2 separate regions of the Homo sapiens genome follow, and region 2 is linked to region 1. Evidence: read pairs that join two places in POLR2A ChIA-PET (ENCODE). Cell type or tissue: PC-9. All regions are shown on one strand. Each heading gives the region's core, and the rest is flanking DNA. Links, peaks and the distances in the headings are about the cores only. Region 1 holds the start of RHCG (Rh family C glycoprotein). Region 2 holds the start of LOC105371031 (a long non-coding RNA gene).

Region 1 (5,370 bases), core at 371-5,370:
ACAGCCTTTGAAATCAGACAGCCCAGGGTTTGAATCTCCAGCAAGTTCCTTAGCCAATCTGAGAACTCAGGTTTTTCAACTGTAGCATGTACCTACAATGTCCACTTCACAAGTGTTTAGTTGAGAATTTAAATATATATCAAAAGGATCCGGCAACCGCAGGAACTTAATAAATGGTCCCTATTGCTGGTATTGCTCATGCAGTGTCTGGCTGCTTCTTTGCCAAGGGAGTGGGGATACCCTGGTACCCCAAGCTGGCACAGTGTGGCCACACTCAAGTTCCAAGCACCCTGATTAGGTGCTTAGCCTCAGATGTTATACATGGCATTAGTGGCTTTTACAAATCTGGGATTTCAACTGGCAAGATTTTTTAAAGCCAGCATTGGCAAGAGTGCATGGGAAAAGTCACTGACCCCTGGCTCACAGGGTGCATGCTTTGTCTCGTAAAATCTTTCTAGGGGAACATCTAGAGATATGTATTGAAACAGCTCTGCCTCCAGGAATTCACAGAAAGTTGTGCAAAGACTTACATATCTGGATGTTCATGACAGCATGATTTGTAATACTAAACAAATAAAAAATGACCTCATCGCTCGTCACCTAACACTAGGGATTGTCTAGATAAAGCACAGTATATCCTGCTATAAAAGTTATGTTGTGGCAGGCTGGGTGTGGTGGCTCATGCCTGTAATCCCAGCATTTTGAGAGGCTGAGGTGGGAGGATCACTTGAGCCCATAAGTTCAAGACCACCCTGGGCAAGATAGGGAGACCCCATCTCTACAAAAAAAAAAAACTTAGCCGGGCGCGGTGGCGCACGCCTATAGTCCCAGCTACTCAGGAGGCTGAGGCCAGAGAATGGTGTGAACCCGGGAGGCGGAGCTTGCAGTGAGCCGAGATCACCCCACTGCACTCCAGCCTGGGCAACAGAGCGAGACCTGTCTCAAAAAAAAAAAAAAAAAAAAAAAAAAAATTAGGTGGGCCTGGTGGCACATGCCTGTGGTTTCAGCTAATTGGGAGGCTGAAGTGGGAGGATCACTTGAGCCCAGGAGGTCAAGGCAGCAGTGAACCATGATCAAGCCACTGCCCTCCAGCCTGGGCATCAGAGCAAGACCCTATCTCAAAAAAATAAATAAATAAAAAAGAAAAAGAAAAAGAAAAAAAGTTGTAGAAGTATAATATGGGAAGGTGTTTACAAAATATGAAAGGAGTTAAAAACGCTATAAATTAGTATGATCGTTTGAAACACTCCCCCTGCTCCCCTCCAGCCCCTCTTCAATGAGCTAGGAAAAGACTAGAGTACATACACCAAAATATTAGTATTGCCTCTGGGTGGTGGGATTATGAGTGATTTTTACTTTCTTCTTTGTGTTTTTCTGTATTTTCCAAATCTCTACAATTATCTCTGTATTTTTAAAGAAAAATTAGAAAATCAAATTTATTTTGACAATATACAGACTAAGCAGACAATATACAGACTGTTATACTGCTGAACAGAGAAACATGGGGATCATTGGCCTCCCAGTGAGATCAGAAGGAATTCCCAGACCTAAATATTATGGTTAACTCATGTCAAGATCACAGATCTTAACCAGAAGACAGTTCCTGACTATGGACCAATGAACTTGTGAAAAACTCTTAAATTGTTCTTACAATCCTTTATACGTGTTTTTTTTCTTAAAACCCTTGTATTTTGGAATAATTTTAGATTTACAGAAAAGTGGCAAAGACAGTCCCCATATAGCCCTTACTCAGTTTATCCTACTGTTAACATTTTACATAACCATGACATTTGTCCCAACTAAGAAAACAACATGGGAACGTCACTATTAACTAATTTTCAGGCTTTATTTGGATTTTACCAGTTTTCCAATTAACATCCTTTTTCTGTTCCAGGGTCAAGTCTGGGGTAGCACATCACAGATGTCTCCCCAGGCCGCTCTGTTGTGTGACAGTGTCCCAAACATTCCTTGTTTCTCATGTGCCCTGTATGAATTTCATAATCAGAAAAAGAAAGGACAGATGATGATGCAGATGATGATGGCAGATGATGATGATGTTGATGATGATGACTTAGGTCTGGGAATTCCTTCTGATCTCACTGGGAGGCCAATGATCCCCGTGTTTCTCTGTTCAGCAGAACAAAAGGAGAAAGGCCCCAGTATCAACGGGACACACAGAATTTGGGGCACCCTGATCCTCCTGCCCACTGCCTTAGCCTCTGCTCCTGCCGCTGTCCCCCAGCCCGACGCGGGGAATCTTTTGGGGCCCTCGGCTTGGGTTGGGCCCCTGCCAGTTGGGCGAGCGCGCGGGCGGTGCCCGAGTCAGCTGCTCCGTGCCCCACGTGGCCGCCCCGCCCCCCTGCCCGGGTCTCAAAAGCCCCGCCGGCCTCCGAGCGTCCGAACCGCCCGCTGCCAGCCCGGCCAGGCACCCCTGCAGCATGGCCTGGAACACCAACCTCCGCTGGCGGCTGCCGCTCACCTGCCTGCTCCTGCAGGTGATTATGGTGATTCTCTTCGGGGTGTTCGTGCGCTACGACTTCGAGGCCGACGCCCACTGGTGGTCAGAGAGGACGCACAAGAACTTGAGCGACATGGAGAACGAATTCTACTATCGCTACCCAAGTAAGTCTCGCCGCCTGCAGGCCCAGCGGAGGCATATCCGCGCCGGTCCCCACCTGGCCAAGGGCTCGGCCCAGAGCTGGGCAGAGGAGGGGATCTACCCTGCAGCCGCGGACTCCGCATCTCGCCGGCCTCTGCAGGGCATGCGTGGGAAATTGTCAGATGTGCACAAACTCCTTTTCCCCGTGAAAAACTAGTAGGGAAAACACCGGGATGAGGTTTTTATTTGACCGCCCTCCCAGCCGTCAGAGCCCCCCAACATCCCTGTCAGAGAGCCCTGCTTGGTATACTAAGAAGATCCGAGTCCTCTCGCCCCATTACCAACCAGTGGATGACCTGGCTCCCTTGTCCAGAGGAGCGCTTACTCCAAATAAGCGCCAGCCCTGCTGTGGGCAGAGGTGTTGTGGGACCACTGGTGGGCCAGGAGGCCAGGACACCCACCCCCTTTTAGCTTGGAGAGGGAAAACAAGCGCCCCTGAATCTTCTGGTGTCAGCGGTGCTGTGGTTAAGAGCATGACCCTACAATCACACACCTCCCTTTCTCTCATGCTCTCGTGGCTCTTGCCACAAACCAGGTGGCTGGCCTCAGGCAAATGCCAACCTTCCTAAACCTCAATTTCCTCATCTACAGAATGAAGATAATGGTAGGACCTCCTTCACAGGGGTTGGGGTGAGGCTGTGGCGAGGAAGTGCATGTAAAGCTCTGGCAGAGTTGGGGTGGGATCCTTTCTTCATAATGGAGCAATTGCTACAAGAGCACCAAACACAGGTGCCCTAGGACTCAGGAGCAGGGAGAGCTAGCCCAAGGTCACTCTGAGCTGCCCGACCTCTGGACTCCCAGCCTGGGGCTCTTCCCAAAATCAGAATGCCCTTGTACTTTCTGATTTTCCACTCCATCCGCCATCAGCCAATGAAAATTATTCTAGCCGGTGGTGTTCATGTAGTCATTGACTGTTAGCTTTGAAAGGGACCCTAAAGCCCCTCTCCAGCAGCCGCCTATATCAACTGGTATTCCCTCCACACCTTAGACATTCTCGGCAACAGGGGATTCTCTATCTCCAAGAAAACAACTGCACACTTTCAGAATGGCAGCCTGCATGAAAAAAGACTGCGTTTGGGGGGCTGCAGGCTTGGTGGGAGCCAGCCATATTAAGTGGCTGCCAAAAAGTTAGGGCTATCATGGGCTGCATTTAATAGTTACTTGGTGCCTAGAAGGGAAGTAACAGATAAGGGGTGCGCCCCCTGCTGGGGAGACCACAGTTTCTCCTGGGCTCCATTTAGGGCTGTTTTTTAAAAGATATCTTAGACAGCTGCAGCCTTGGGATTCAGGCTCCAAATCCACTGTTCACATTGTCCACCTTTCCTCTCCTCAAGGGGGGGACTTTCCAGCAAACAGTGAGGCAGGCAAGCTTGAGACCCTCCTTTACCTGTTCTTCTCCCTCCCTCCCGCACTTGCTTCCCACTTGACCCCAGAGCATAAGGGGCAAGAACTCCCATGGGCGTTCACAGGTCCTCAATGTGTCTGGGGAGTGGAGGACCTCAAGACCTTAAATAGGCTGGGTGCGATGGCTCACACCTGTAATCCCAGCATACTTTGGGAGGCTGAGGTGGGAGGATCGCTTGAGCTTGGGAGTTTGAAGCTACAGTGAGCTATGACAGCACCACTGCACTCCAGCCTAGGTGACAGAGTGAATCTCTATCTCTCTCCCTTTCAAAAAAAAAAAAAAGAAAGAAATGAGAGAGAGAGAGAGAGACCCTATAATAGGAGCTGCAGAACCTCACCAGTGGGGAGGTACAGTCCTTACATCTCCCCAGCTCTTATCCTCCTCGCACCACACTTGCCCACCCACCTTTCACACCCCAGGTTAATGTGTTCATGCAACAAGTGCTTATCTGTAGTGTGATCATACAATTTATCATCATCAGAGGACACCTCTGAGAGTGAAGGTGGTGCTGGTAGTAATTTGCTGGGACCCATGGATAAGCCATGACTGTCCTGGCAAATCAGGGCTATGGTCACTCTGGATAAATAAGTTGAATATCCTGGGTCTCTGTCCCCAGACTTTTTGGAAGCAGAGAGGGGCACCGTGGCACCCAGGGCCTCAGTGGGACCAAGTGCTCTGAGCAGAAGTGATCTGTGATGGCTTCCTGGGAAGTGGTGGATGGTGAGGAGGGGAGAAGCCGAGCAGCCAAGGGGGCCACTAAAAGGGGGTGGTGTTGCGAGGAGGGGCAGTGGTTCTGTGTGGCCCAAGAGTAGGGTTTGTGAAAGGGATGGGGTAAGGATGCTAACAGGGGGAGAGCCCCAGCATCAAGGAGGGCCTTGAGTTTCCCCTGCTAGTTCTCCTGGAGAGCTCTTGGCCAATGGAGCAGGAAGCAACAGAGGAGAGGGGTATAGGGGAAGAATCTTGGCAAGAAGTAGTGGCCACCCCTCCAACCGCACGTGCATTCTCTCCTTTAATCATCACCACCACCTGTGAGGGAGGTGGTGTGATGACCCCCATTCTACAGATGAGGAAACTAAGGCCAGAGCGGAGAAGTGTCTTGCAAAGGTCACTCAGCTGGGAAACCAGGGAGCGAGAGGAGCAGCCCTGGGGTCTGAGCCCACACTCCTGGCCCACTCTCCTCCCTAGTCTCAACCTTCCCCCTTTCCCCCGCTCCACTCACCGTGGCTGTGGTTAGGAGTTAGAGGGCACAAGGCTTCCTGGCCCATGTGAGTCCCCAAGCCTGGGTTCCTGGGCAGCGAGGTGATTC
Region 2 (5,370 bases), core at 148-5,147, 97 kb after region 1:
TTAACAGAGCACACAAAACCAACGTTTTCAGGCTGGTTCTTGCTTGCAAGTGAGAGACTTCATATGTGATGGAACAGAGGAGAGGAGCCCCTGGGAGCTGTTATATTTAAATCAATATTAAAAACAAAAATTCGACCATCTCAGTGCTTGTTAGATTTATGTGTATGTATGATTTTTTTATTCATTCATCCAGAAATGACTTCATTTACTGAGTATTTACTAAGTACTCAGATGTGCAGCTGACCCTCTGCTGAAGGTGTCAAGGGAGGGAGAGATGTGGAGAAAATCTGGGTAGGCCTCCTGGAGGAGGAGGCACTGGACAAAGTTTGGCCAATTGGAGTTGGGAAGGAATGTACTCAAGTAGGCTGGCAATTCAGCATGAGTAAAATCCCAGAAGTGAGAAATCCCAGGACAACACAGAGAAGAGGGGAAGGAACGCACAATGGGAGCAGTACAGCTGCAGGGAAAAGGCCTTCTTCCCCCTTCTAATTTGTTACTTCTAACTTGCTGTGAATTTAGAAGCCAAATATTGTGGTTGTTAGAAGAGTATGTAAAGCATGGGTACATAAATGACCTCAAAGCAAGCACCTGAGAGTGAAAGGCAGGTATAGGGGACAAGATTTGGGCCACTCAGAAGAAGCCCCCGTGCCCTTTCAACTTGGCAGTGCACTGGGTGAGGTATGAGCTAGGTACAAGCTAACACCTGTCACCGCACGGAATCCAGGAACTAGGCAAGCAGGGACAGCAAGAGGTCCCCCCGCACACACACACACAAAAGAACTCGTATGGCCCCTGCACTGCCACTAAGTCACTGCCCAGCCCAGCCCACTCCGCCCCAGCAACCACCATTTGGCCCAGGACTTTATTTTAGGCTCTGGGAATGGGATGGGGGAGTGAGTGGGCACAGCTGATTCCCCTAACAGCTGAGCCACACACACATCTCCGGCTCTTCACGAGGGGCCTCAGGACCTGGCTGAGCTAGATTCTAACTAGGATCCCCTCCAGCCAAAATCTGAGAGGAGCCAAGGAAGAGCCAGAGCCAGAAACACAGAAGGGGAGACCAAGAGGCTAGCCGAGGAGAGATGGGTGAGCCAAACGCCTTTGGGAAAGGCCGGCGATCTTACTGGGCCTCGGCTGGGCGCACTTGCCCTCCATACCCACCGCCCAGGCCTCGTACTCCCCAGAGCCCTGGAGCGACAGTGCGCCCCCCACCCCACCGGAGGCCCAGCGGGGCTGCCCAGCCGGTTTTCAGCACACCATCCTCCGCCCCGCTCCTTGGGGCCCGCGTAGTCCCAGGCGGGGGGCGGGGCACAGGGATACGGGCGAATCCCGCAAAGGGCTCTTACCTCCGCGCGGGCATCCGTCCGACCAAGCACAGTTTGCCGCTGGGACTGCGGGGTTGGGGAGGCTCCCACGGGTTCGTATCGCGCCTCCACTCCCCCCTCCACCCCCTCCCCGGCCCGAGCCCCTAGATCCTTCGGTGGCACCGAGCGGGGACACCGGGACCAGGGCACAGGCGCCGCGCCGGCGGGAGGAGGAGGCTCCTGCGGGGCGCGGCGGGGCGGGGCGGGGCGGGGGTCTCTGCTGGGCCCCGCCCGGGAGGGGGACGTGGGAGCGATTATGCCAGAGAACAAAGGCGGCCGGGTAAGGCTCAGCGCCCCCCCCCGGGCCTGGCCCTGAACTTGAACTTGTACTTGACACTTTGTCCGGAAGATGGCGGGGAAGCCCATCTGAGCTGGGACGGGGCTCTTCCGGCCACCTTCCGTCCTGGGGAGGAGGCAAGCCCGCCCTTTTCTGCGCCCAGAGGGAGCCAGGCATCCTAAGGCTCCCGGCGCGCTCCAAACAATCTTGGGCTCGTGAGTCCTGAGATCCCCGCGTTCCCTCGGAGAGTTGGAGTGCGGACGAGGTCCTGGGTCTCCGGGCCAGAGGAGTAGGCCGGGGCCCTACGCCGCGTCCCCCTCCCTCGGTCCCACCCTATCCCGGGCCTGGCCCGCCGCCCTCGCTGCGCGGGGCAGGCCGGATTCTCTGCACGTCGCGTCGGCGGCCGCTATTCAGCCGCTAATTGAACGTTAATGGCAGGTGCGGATGAGGTCACCGGAGCTGGCTTTTCTCACACATTTTTCATGCAAATTCGCGAAACTCTAAACAAATTTGAATAAAAAGCTCTTTGTGCCGCGCGCCCCCCAGTCGTCTCCCTCCCGCTCGGGGTCCTTACTCCTCCCGGTGCCCTGGGGCTCGAGCCGGGAGCCCCGGGGAGCGCCGCCTGCCGGTCAGTGGTTCTGCCCTACTAGTGGTCAAACGCGGCCCGGGCTGCTGGGGGGCGAGTGAAAGATGTTTCATTTGGGGTCGTGGGCCCGGGCTAGGTTGATGGGGCCTTTAGGGAGGTAGTGTGTGCAGTTAAGTGCCTGGCATCTGGACAGACAAACGTGACTGTGCTGGCATCCTGGCTGCAATCCCCCCTCCCCCACCACACACGGAGCCACACGGGCCACTTTGGATGGCCAACTTGGCCTCACTCTCGTTCTTGGTTAAATAGGAATAAGGATAGTGCCCAGTTATGCACACAGATGTGAGGATTAAGCCACGATTTAATACACAAACTAGCACTTAGAATAGTGGCTGGCACAGTAAGTCCTGATTATTCTCTGCAGTCCAAAGGCCTTGTGAGAATGAATGCTGTGATGAAAGCAGGGTTGTGAATTTGCTCATACATGAAAAAACTTATCAGCGGCTTTCAAGAGACTCACCACCCCCTGCATCCCATTCTGGTCACAGAGATGAGATCTGGAGGCCGACTCCACTGCTTCCCAGCTGTGTGGCTTTGCCTATTTCTTAAGTCTCTCTGAGCCTCTGTTTCCTAGTCTATAAGACAGAATTCAGTCTTATGGGGTCATTGTGAGAATTACATGAGAAGACACTGATGGAGGTTGAGAAGGAGCGTGGGGGCTAGCTCCCAATCCAGAACCTCCAGGACCCCTCTCCTGAGGGCAGGGCACCCTCAAGGCAAGGTAGGCCTTGCACTGGCCATGACCTTCACTTCTTGCCCAAATGACCCTAGCTCAGGTCAAGAAGACAGACTTTCCCAGCCTTGTAAGACTTCTTGCTCCATCCTTTGCACCCATACCAGTGTCCCCACCACACCGCAAGACACAAGCAGTTGTTTTTGCTGGTGGCGGAGTGCTACTTTCCTCACTCATGTCCTCCTAGAAAAACTGACCAGAGACACGGAAGCCTTTGCAAAGAAAATTTATTCGTTGTAGGCTGCAAGAAAGGCAGGGGGTTCACAGCATAGGAAGAGACCTCTCCCAGAGCTGGCCCTAGTACTCCCTCAGAACCTGTGGGGCTTGGAAGGGTCCTGGTGATTCAAGCTACCTGAGTGCCATCTCTGCCCTCCTACTTACGCTTCTCCAGCCTCAGCCTTCCCAGAGCCCCACACCAGGCCAGCCTCTGGGAAGTACTGGAGCAGGCCTCGGAGCAATCCTCATTTTCCTGCCAAGGACCCCAAGGAACAGCCAATCCTGCAGGAATGCAGATGACCAGCAGCCATGGGCTCCTATCTGTATGAGGCTCTGTAACCCTGTAAACCCCTCCTCTCACCCCACTGCCCAGTTCAGGTTTGGGCAAAACCCAGGGGATGGCATTAGGTGGAATTGCAGGAGAAGCCCAGCTAAAAGACTATTTGAGGTGACCCTGCAGGGGAAGGGTTAATGTCTCTATATGTGGGTGCCGGCAAGGGGAGTCTGCAGCTTTAGGGACCTCCTATAAGTGGCCAAACAGGATCTCTTTGGGGTCAGAGTACAGACTTTAAAGTCAAAGAGACTTGGTTTTGATCTCAGTTCTGGCACTTACAAGCTGTGTGACTTAGGACATGTAACTTAACTTTTCTGGGCCTCGGTGTCCTCATCTGTAAAATGGGTGTACCAACGACACCCACACCCCATAAAATGATGAGGAGTCACTGCACTAAGGCATGTGACCTGGGACCTGACAGCCTTCTGCACTTGGTCACTCTTATTGCTTTTTTCCTTCCCAGTCCACTGGCCCCACAGCCAATTTGAAGTGATTGTAGCTGTGCCCAGGCCTCAGGGACCAGGTTTCCCAGGCCCCTCTGGACAGCCCCATTACGCCTCTTTCCCTGCCCCCTGCCCCTGCTCCCTCCCAGGCTACTGAGGCCCTACTGAGAGCTCTCAGGCTGCTGCAGCCCCCGACCTAAGGCAGGTGTAGCCTGACCCTGCCCCCAGGGAGGGTGGTGTGCGGCATTACCTCTCAGAGACACCTTCCAGGCCATTTACTCTTTCAGGGATGAAGTAGGGGTGGCAAGTGCACTCCTGGGCACCCGCACTCTTCTGCTCTGTGATGTCTTTCTCTCCAGACACATGCTGCTTATGCAAATAGGCCCATTCACAGCCCTGTTCCCCATCCCCCAGCACGGTGATACTTCTGCGCTGTGGCCAGATGGGAGCACTTCCCAGTTCACCATGTCCAACACCTGGCATGACCCTGGTGCCTCTAAAGGCCTCTTCCCCCAAACAAGCAGGTCCTCAGGGCAGAGGGGCAATGTCTGCCCAGAAGGAAACTGGGAGCCAAGACCTATCCACCATCCCCCACTCACCTCCCCTGTCCCTAGCCAAGCTCCTGGCTCTGCCCTTCACCTACAAAGGAACTCCAACAAACCAATTAACCTCTTTCGATTTGGTGCAACTGGAAAAATGACATCCACGTAAGCAAGACCCAGAGACAGTAAGCCTGGCACTTAGTAGGTTTTCGATTAACACTAGCAACCATGATGATATGTGATTATTAGGCCCCAAAATGGCCCGTGGCTGAAGCCACCAGTGACTGTGGGATACTTTCTCCAGCAACATCACTACCACCCTCTTAAAGCACCCACGCCAACTTAGTTGACAGAAGTTAAGCCTATTACATTGAACCGCTTTACATCTTCCAATAAAAGTACCTTAGGAGCATGAAAAGAAAATATAACAGTATAGAAGAGTGCACTCCCCCATCCCCACTCCCCAGAGGTAGACTTCCAGTACATACTTCCAGAAACGATCTGTATATAAGCATACTTATGACTCAGTTTTAAACATCTACAAATAAGATCATACTCTACAGCCTGTTCTGTAACTTATTCTATTCACCTTATCATGTGAACTGGCCAACCTTCCACATCAACTCATATACGGAGATCTACCACACTGATTTTTACAGCTGCATAGGTATTCCACCGTATGAACGGACCACAGGTTCATGTCCATTTCTTTACTCTTCAAAAGAAATGCTCTGATGAACATCCTTGTATATAATTCTTTGGCAACTTTTACAAATATGCCCACAGAGTAAATAGTGCCATTTGTTTGTGACCAA

Evidence for each region. ChIA-PET counts read pairs that join two places held together with the same protein. Peaks named below come from ENCODE experiments on the same cell type or tissue, not always from the same donor. Only the 100,000 strongest peaks of a DNase experiment are listed, where the experiment ranks them.
Region 2: POLR2A ChIA-PET joins it to region 1 with 11 read pairs; 2 of 35 experiments call an interaction of 5 or more read pairs at or near these places.

What each region holds. Positions count from the first base shown.
Region 1 is chr15:89,493,613-89,498,982 of GRCh38, reverse strand. It overlaps RHCG (Rh family C glycoprotein), which reads left to right and starts at 2,400. Exons shown (of 11, transcript NM_016321.3): 1 at 2,400-2,622. The coding sequence starts at 2,439. In PC-9, for the core only: a CTCF peak has its summit at 3,809; DNase peaks (open chromatin) are centred at 532 and 3,232; H3K27ac peaks cover 546 bases.
Region 2 is chr15:89,396,349-89,401,718 of GRCh38, reverse strand. MIR9-3HG (MIR9-3 host gene) reads right to left here. Exons shown (of 6, transcript NR_190310.1): 6 at 3,231-5,370. LOC105371031 (a long non-coding RNA gene) reads right to left here and starts at 1,548. Exons shown (of 3, transcript NR_160724.1): 1 at 1,347-1,548. RefSeq lists enhancers at 545-1,069, 1,070-1,595 and a silencer at 1,142-1,631. In PC-9, for the core only: no CTCF peak of the experiment used is centred there; no DNase peak of the experiment used is centred there; H3K4me3 peaks cover 890 bases.